3 separate regions of the Mus musculus genome follow, and all the other regions are linked to region 3. A link is a loop called in an ENCODE intact Hi-C map of the cell type or tissue named here. Cell type or tissue: heart. All regions are shown on one strand.

Region 1 (2,500 bases), 320 kb after region 3:
TGCTCTTCCAGAGGTCCTGAGTTCAATTCCCAGCAACCACATGGTGGCTCACAACCATCTGTAATGAGATCTGATGCCTTCCCCCTCTTCTGGTGCGGCTGAAGACAACTACAGTGTACTGATATAAATAAATAAATAAATCTTTTTTTAAAATGCATAATAAAAATACATGGAAGATCAGTACCTCCCCCAGAAAGAACAAGATAGAAGAACCCTTTAAAGCCTAAACTGAAAAGTAACAGCCCGCACTTGTCATAGGGTTTTTCACTAAGCCCAGCCTGTCAAGAGCTTGAAGATTCTTGTCTTCAAGTTCCACAAATGCGCAGGAACTCGTTTTCTTGTTCTTCACTTTCTTGTTCTCTCACTCCTAAAGATAGGCTGTTTCCTCAGGGCACACAATGGCTGTGTGGAAACCAGAGACCACAGTTCTCCAGGAAAACAAAAACAAAAAAAAACCCTATTTTACTAAGTAAGCATGAGGCTAGTGTTTTAAGACAACATCTAACAATCAAAAGTTGGTTACTACGTATACCTGGCTCCAAGGAGAGCAATTTAATGTAGAAGTAATGTATCCATGGAAAGATAGGTTTTTAGGAAAAATTTTGTGTTAAAAAGTGAAGGAAAACGAACCCCCCCTTTTTTTTTTCTTGCTTCCAACACTAATTCCTTTACCCCCTCCTCGATTCCTTTGTAGCCTTTCAACATATTCTAGTTCTCCATCTTTCATCCAACAAAACAAAAACTAAAACACCTCAGCCAGGTGCTGTGGCCCATGGATCCCAACACTTGGGAGGCAGATGGATATCTGTGAGTTCAGGATCAGGCTGGTCTAAATAGTGAGTTCTAGGGCAGCCAGGGCCATGTAGAGAGATCTTGTCTCAAAACAAAAATCCTAAAACTCTTTTGATTCTGGCTAGTCTCTTACTTCCATTGTAAAAAAACAAAAAACTTTAATCCCCGTCCTTCACAACGTCTTTCACCTTTTTTATTTAAAAAAAAAAAAAAAAAAAAAAAAAAAAAAAAAAAAGGCGTACTTCAAATCCCGAGACATTTTAGTTAAATCCCACAGCTTTCTAATTATTCTCCGAAAACTTGGGTGCATTTAACATACATCCTTGTATCCCAATCAAATATCGGAATCTCATTTATTAAGTTATTAAAATACTGTTTTCTAAAAGGACTAAATAAAGTCTCCTTTGGCTTCCGTAAAGACTTACGCCAAAGATCTCACAATTACTGCACGGGGGTGGGGGGTGAGGGGGATGGAAAGCAGAGTAAATGATGCGACTTCCCATTTTGTGTTAAACGGCGAGGAGGTCCTCCTCGCTGAGGACCGCACAGCGGACGAGCTGGGAACTGGAGGCGGAGCTGCTTTTGCCCCCCCCCCCCCCCAACACACACACCCCACCCCCCCACCCCCCGCTGACCCGCACTAGTCCGATGGCGGAGACCGCTGGCCAGAACTGCAGTGGAGCCGGGGAAGGAACGATTCTCCCGAGCCGCGGTTTCCGCAGGGAAACCTAAGCGAGTTCCTGTTTCGACGCACTTCCGAAGCGTCGGAACAGAGGAAGCCGCGCTGGCTGCCGGGAATCCGGAGTCGGAAAGATGGTGGTCACCAGGTCCGGGCTCTCCCGGACCAGGCTCCAAGAAAGCTCCCAGCAGAAGGTGAGCTGGGTCTCAGGTTCTCCGGGTCTCCTCGCCGCTGAGCAGAGCGGCTCGGCAGGGCGGAGGAGAGCGACGAGGAACCGAGCGGGTCGCGCGTGGTACTGCGCCGGACTGGCTCGGACCTGGGGGTCTTTCAGGGCTCTTACGGGAGTTTCGGTAGCGTGCCCTGCGCAGGCGAGGCCTTTTAAGTTTACTGTTAGGACAGTACCGGGGAAAGTTAATGCCCGCCACCTCGACCAAGCCTGGTTTGGGGGATAGGAGGAGCACCGTTTTCACGTGGAGAGACTGGCATGGCCGAGCACTAACCCCTCCGGCAACTGAAGGGCGGCGGTGGCGTCACTCAGAGCCTCTGGTTGTCTTCTGGTGCTATGCTCTTTAGATTGTGTGGTAAGGGCTATAGAGCAGCCCTTTCCTGTTGTAGAAATCCAGGCAAGTATCGGATTACCTTACACACTCCTAAACACGTGCTCAATTAGTATTCAACTCCCCCCCCTCCCTGCGCTTCTATAAATGATTTAAAATTTACCTCCTCTTTCTTTAAGTAGAGAAAGTTTTTTTAGTTCTGCTTTCTGAAGCCTAGGATGAGGCAAGTAAAAGAAATATCTTATCGTGAGTTTGTCTTCGTTTTGTACCTTCTTGAGTTTTGTTCCTTAGGCCATGCCACCTTTACCCTTGTCCCTGCCCTATCTACACTATATTGTGTTTGTTTTGGTTTTCAGAGGTCTGCTCCTCGGAGAATTGGGACACATCTAGAAAGCACAAAGGAATCGGGATCCGATGGCAGCACAGCTGAATCGCAGCCTGCTGAGAAACAGCACTCACGCAGCAGCAGCAG
Region 2 (2,500 bases), 160 kb after region 3:
ATGATAAGGTTCCATTTCAGCTTTAGTTGTGGCCAGGAGACACAGGCAGACAATGCAACGGGAGTTGGGGACAGAGCAAGGGACCATTAGTTAATTAGACTTAATACTCTGACAGTAATCTTGACTCTATAAGTGAACTTCGGAAAAGATGCTGTGGTGGGGGGTGGGGGGTCACGGGGAGGGGGAGAGTAGGTTGGTTGATACTGGAAAGGGCACGGAGCATGGGGAGGAAGGAGTTACGATGAGGAAGAGTAGGTTGTCCTGGCTTGAGGAGTCAGGGCTGGTGCCAGAAACCTATGAAGATCCGATAGACTGAGCCTTGAAGCAAAGACGGAACTCGGGGTTAACTCAATAATAGACAGGAGCTATTTCAGATGGGTATGGACCCTGGGCCCATACTTGCCACTTGTACACCATGTAGCCTTGATAGAACACTTGATGTCTCTCAGTCTTGGGCTTTCTAACCTATTGAAAAGAGCCTAGTTATATCTACCTATAGGACTATATGTGTGAAGTGAGGGATTTGTTGGGAAACATTGGAAACAGTGCCTAACTCACAGTAAGTGTGAAATCTATGGCCAGTGCAACTATGACTACTCCTGTTTTGATCTTCTTCACAAAGCTGCAGCCACATGGGCAGGTGAAGTTACAGCCAGAGCACAGGTCTGAAGGAAGCAGTGTGTTCATGAAGCACGGCGTCATTAACATGTGGTGTTTCTACAATGTGTTTTTCCCTCCAAGACTCCTTTTTTGAACGCGAGCTTCCAGGGCTGGTGCCTGGTGTGTGTGTGAAGAACCTGGTGAAGGTTTTTGAGCCCAGTGGCCGGCCAGCTGTGGACCGTCTGAACATCACTTTCTATGAGAACCAAATCACGGCGTTCCTGGGTCACAACGGAGCGGGAAAGACCACCACCTTGTGAGTTCTCTGCCAGAGAGGCTGTCTCCCATCCTATCATTCCCCGGCTTCATTCTCTCTCCCCAATAACTCCACTCTGTTCTTCCTTACTGAATTTCGGTGGAAACATATACACTCACACACACCTCCCACGGTGAGGATAAAAAGCCGTGGCTGCCCATGTCCCCGGGCTATTTTTATGTAGCACTCCGTTTCCTACCAATTAATAATTAGGATGCTTTAGTGCTGGTGTGGGACCTCTGATGGGATGGCTACCTTTCTGAGAAAGTGTAGGGAGAACAGTGAAGTAGACTCGCTGCCTGGCAGAAGGCCAAGGGCAGGAAGCTTTGAGGCTCTGGGTGGACTCCTCCATCCATCCTTTAGTTCTGGAAGGGGTGCGAGCGCCACCTGCTGAGAACAGGCAGTCAGGGCTCCGGTGCAGACCTCCGATGGGCCGATGGGCCGGTGGAGGAGGGGTAGGGGTCAACAAGCCATGTGACAGCAGCCATCAAATCCTTGGCTTGCAGAGCCCCGGGAAGGAACAGCAGTGTACACCCTGCTCCGGAATGTGCTCCCGGGCCTTTCAATGGGAATGGAATGCGGGGCTGGTGCCATTGGGCTTGGTACTGTTTCCCTCTAGTGGTTGATCAACATTTCAGCTTCGAAGTACAGGTTCAGATAGCATGCGATTTTATCAGAACTTGGGACAGAACTGGGCGTGGCATCCTAAGGCTATCTCCTTGCTAACTCACGTGGTGGGAGGACAGGAAACTCCATTCGAGACCCCAGGACCTCTAGAAGACAAACACATTACTTCACTCAGTGCAGAAACTAAACTTCCACTGGGGTCGGAACACAAGCGCTGTCCTAATGCTGGGAATAGCATAACATTTTAAGTTTCACTTTGTGCTGGGGCCTGTTTTTGTTTTGTTTTGTTTTTCAAGCATGTTCGATTCACTTAACTTAGACAACTACCCAAGCAGGTGGGAGACATGTTTTGTATAATTGAAGAAAGAAAAGAGAAATCACAACATTGTTCACATTTTTACATTTGGAATTCCCAAACGAATTTGTTTGTGTTAGCCAGTCAGCAGACAGGCTGCCCAGCTTCTCACTGGCATCAACTGAGCTTTGGAGAGTCACCAACCCTGCTTCTCCACTGTCAAGGGCTGCACGCCCAGGCAAAGCAGTGGGGCTGGGTCCTAAATCCCTTTAACTGACCACAACTGTGACTACGACAGTGGCCACAATGGCTGGCCACATCAATAGCCACGGAGCAACCACTATGACAGACCTTCACGGTGGACACTACCGCTGACCACAGAGTAAAACAACAGTGAACACTGTAGCTGACCACATCCGTGAATATCACTCTGACAGACAGTCATAATGGGCACCACAACTGACCACCACAGTGGCCATCCAGTGGGCACTACAACTGACCGCTGCAATGATGGCTGGGTGATGATGGGGTGGGGTGTCTGAGTCTGGGAATCCCCGAGGCTCTTGATACTGGCCCAGGAACACTTGGAAATAAAAAGTAGAGAAAGAAGGCCCTTGTGGTCTAGGCACTAGGACTTGAAGCAAGGCACTGGTGCTAAGTAA
Region 3 (2,500 bases):
TCAGGTTTTTGCTTAATGTGCTTGGTCCTGTGCATACCAGCTGGCTTCCAAAGGGAAACTGGGAAGCAGAGAATGAAAGGAAATATCAGAGTCAGACTGGTAGGGAGACTCATGAGATCCCCAAAATACCTGGTATAAACCAAAACAAAATAATTTTTAATATGGAAAATTTTCAAGCATGTATGAAAATAGACCAAATAATATAAAAAATTCCTCCATACCCAGCCTTAGCCTCCCAGTATATTGATTTATGACCATCCTTTCCTCCCAGTACCAGCGGTAGAACCTAGGACCTCAGGCATACTGGGCATGCTTTACTACTGAGCACTTCTAAGGTATATCTTTGATTTTGCTGAATTGCTAAATTGCTGAATTTATTATCCTGCAACTGAACTATCTAGGATTGTAGGCATGTATCACAAAGCCTGACCAGTCTTCTATTTTTTACCCCTCTTCATTCAATCCTTCATATTATTTGGACATAAACCATAGACATCATGTTATTTTATCCATAAATATTTAGCATATACTTTCAAAAAGAAAGATTATTAAATATAACGTCAACATTTTTCATAATTCAGTTTAGTGTTTAGTCAAATTATAGGTCATTTTTTAATAGCTTGAATCAAGGTACAGATAAGGTTTATATACTGTAATTGATACATACACTGATATGCATATATAATTAATTGACATATAATTTACATAAAATGGAATTTATGTTTCATATGTCAAAACTTTGAGTTTTGACAAATGATTTGTGCCCATGCTTCCATCATTCTAAAATGTATTTATGGTTATGCTAATCCTCAAGTTCTCAGGCAACCAGTTACACTGCTTTTTGCCACTAAATTCCAGCTTTCGTATCTCCAAAGTTTCATATAAATGTAATTACGTTAATATAACTAAATAGTTTTTCTGTATTTTTGACCCGGCTTTTTTGATTTGGTATGCTGCTTTAATTGTTTTTAGCTTCCTTTTTATGTGTGTGAGTGCCTTACCCGAGTATGTGCTTGTGTAGCACGGGCAGGCCTGGTGCCTGTAAAGGCCAGAAGAGGGTGCCAGAGTCCCTGGAACTGGAGGGATGATAGTTGAAAGCTGCCGTGTGGGGTCTGTGAACCCAACCCCAGAGCCTTACAAGAGCAGCAAGTGCTCTGAACCAAGGCCCTGTCTCCCAGGCCCTAGCATAATGCTTTTAAGATTCATTGAAGAGTTCTTGCTATGTCTCGGACACTTTTGTTAAGTGTAGGATTGCCCTTTAAGACTGTGGCACACTCTTTTGACTTGTCTATTGAGGGATATTGGCTGTTTGCAGTTTCTGAATACTTTGAAAATCCTTGTGAACAAGATTTGGGATGAATGCATGTTTTCATTTCTTTTGGATCTATAAATGGGAAAATTTAACTAAGAAGCTGCCAGATTGTTTCCTCTGATTTGTGTACCGTGTATAGCAGTACTATATTGCAGTTACTGCTGATCTACATGCTGAATAGCATGCAATATTTTGGTTTAGCTGAAATTTGAATTTCTTGTGGTTAGTATCTCGGTCTAGTTTTTTGGTTATCGGTCACTACTCCAAGTGTGTATTCCCACTGGGTGTCACCTTCTATAAAGTATTCCTTCATTAGTTATTGTGAGCTTACTTATTTTGTAAGAGTTCTTGATATAATTTAGATAAAACTCTTTGTTACTCCTCCCTCCCCCCATTTTAGCTTGTACTTTCTATTTTAAAAAGATCTTAGAAGAATATAAGTTAATTTTCATCCAGTTTGCCAAGGTGTTCTTTTCTGGTTCTTGCTTTTTGAGTATGTCTGAGAAATCATTGCCTGGGGTTTTTCCTATAGTTTCAAAAAGCATTTTGGAATTTTGGGGCACAGATGGTGAATATTTTAGGCTTGACAGCTATACTGACTCAACTGCTTAACACTGTTCCCGTGAAAAGAAATTTTATAAATAATACATAAACATGGTTGTAATCCTAAGAATAATCTTCAAAAAATAGACATCTGCTTCTTTTCTCCTAAATTTGAGGAAGTAGTGTTTTAGATTCTATGTTTATTTTGTTTTTTTTTTCTATGTAGGTTGCTATACTGTGGTTTAAGGTTGATACTCTTTTCATTGCATATGGGTATCAAGTACTTATCGAAAGAGCAGCTTTCCTTCTGTGAAAGCTCAGTTACTCCATATGTTTGGTTTTACTTTTGGAGTCTGTCCTGTTGGTATATATATCACTAGGCCAGAAATCACACTGTCTTGATTCTTGTACTTGAACAGTAGTAAATCTTGAGGTAAAACTGTCCTAAGTTCCCCAATTTCTTCTTAAAATTGTTTTGGTTTTTTCATATATTTAGCATTTTAATATAAAGTTTAAGCTCAGGCTGAGTGTAATTCCAGCACTTGTGAGGCAGAGGCAGGTGGAGCTCTGTGAATTTGAAGCCAGCCTGGTCTACATAATGAGTTCCAGGAAACCTAGAGATATTTAGTGAGACTCTGTCTCAAA

The links. Hi-C counts contacts between places; a loop is a spot of excess contacts. Peaks named below come from ENCODE experiments on the same cell type or tissue, not always from the same donor. Only the 100,000 strongest peaks of a DNase experiment are listed, where the experiment ranks them.
Region 1: it touches region 3 in a loop (2.1-fold over the local background); 3 of 42 quality-filtered maps call a loop at or near these places.
Region 2: it touches region 3 in a loop (2.4-fold over the local background); 22 of 42 quality-filtered maps call a loop at or near these places.

Annotation. Positions count from the first base shown.
Region 1 is chr3:122,272,814-122,275,313 of GRCm38, forward strand. Dnttip2 (deoxynucleotidyltransferase, terminal, interacting protein 2) reads left to right here and starts at 1,601. Exons shown (of 7, transcript NM_153806.1): 1 at 1,601-1,665; 2 at 2,385-2,500. The coding sequence starts at 1,606. In heart, CTCF peaks have their summits at 1,327 and 1,529; a DNase peak (open chromatin) is centred at 1,518; H3K4me3 peaks cover 1,777 bases; H3K27ac peaks cover 1,207 bases.
Region 2 is chr3:122,120,890-122,123,389 of GRCm38, forward strand. Abca4 (ATP-binding cassette, sub-family A (ABC1), member 4) reads left to right here. Exons shown (of 50, transcript NM_007378.1): 19 at 742-916. The region is part of intron 2 of Gm40138 (a long non-coding RNA gene); the gene reads right to left. Among named protein-coding and RNA genes, the nearest start is that of Gm40138, 4.3 kb to the right of the region's middle. In heart, a CTCF peak has its summit at 1,345 (motif pointing left); a DNase peak (open chromatin) is centred at 1,422; H3K4me3 peaks cover 738 bases; H3K27ac peaks cover 2,413 bases.
Region 3 is chr3:121,955,943-121,958,442 of GRCm38, forward strand. It overlaps a transcript of Arhgap29 not described here. Among named protein-coding and RNA genes, the nearest start is that of Arhgap29, 11 kb to the right of the region's middle. In heart, a CTCF peak has its summit at 1,041 (motif pointing right); no DNase peak of the experiment used is centred here.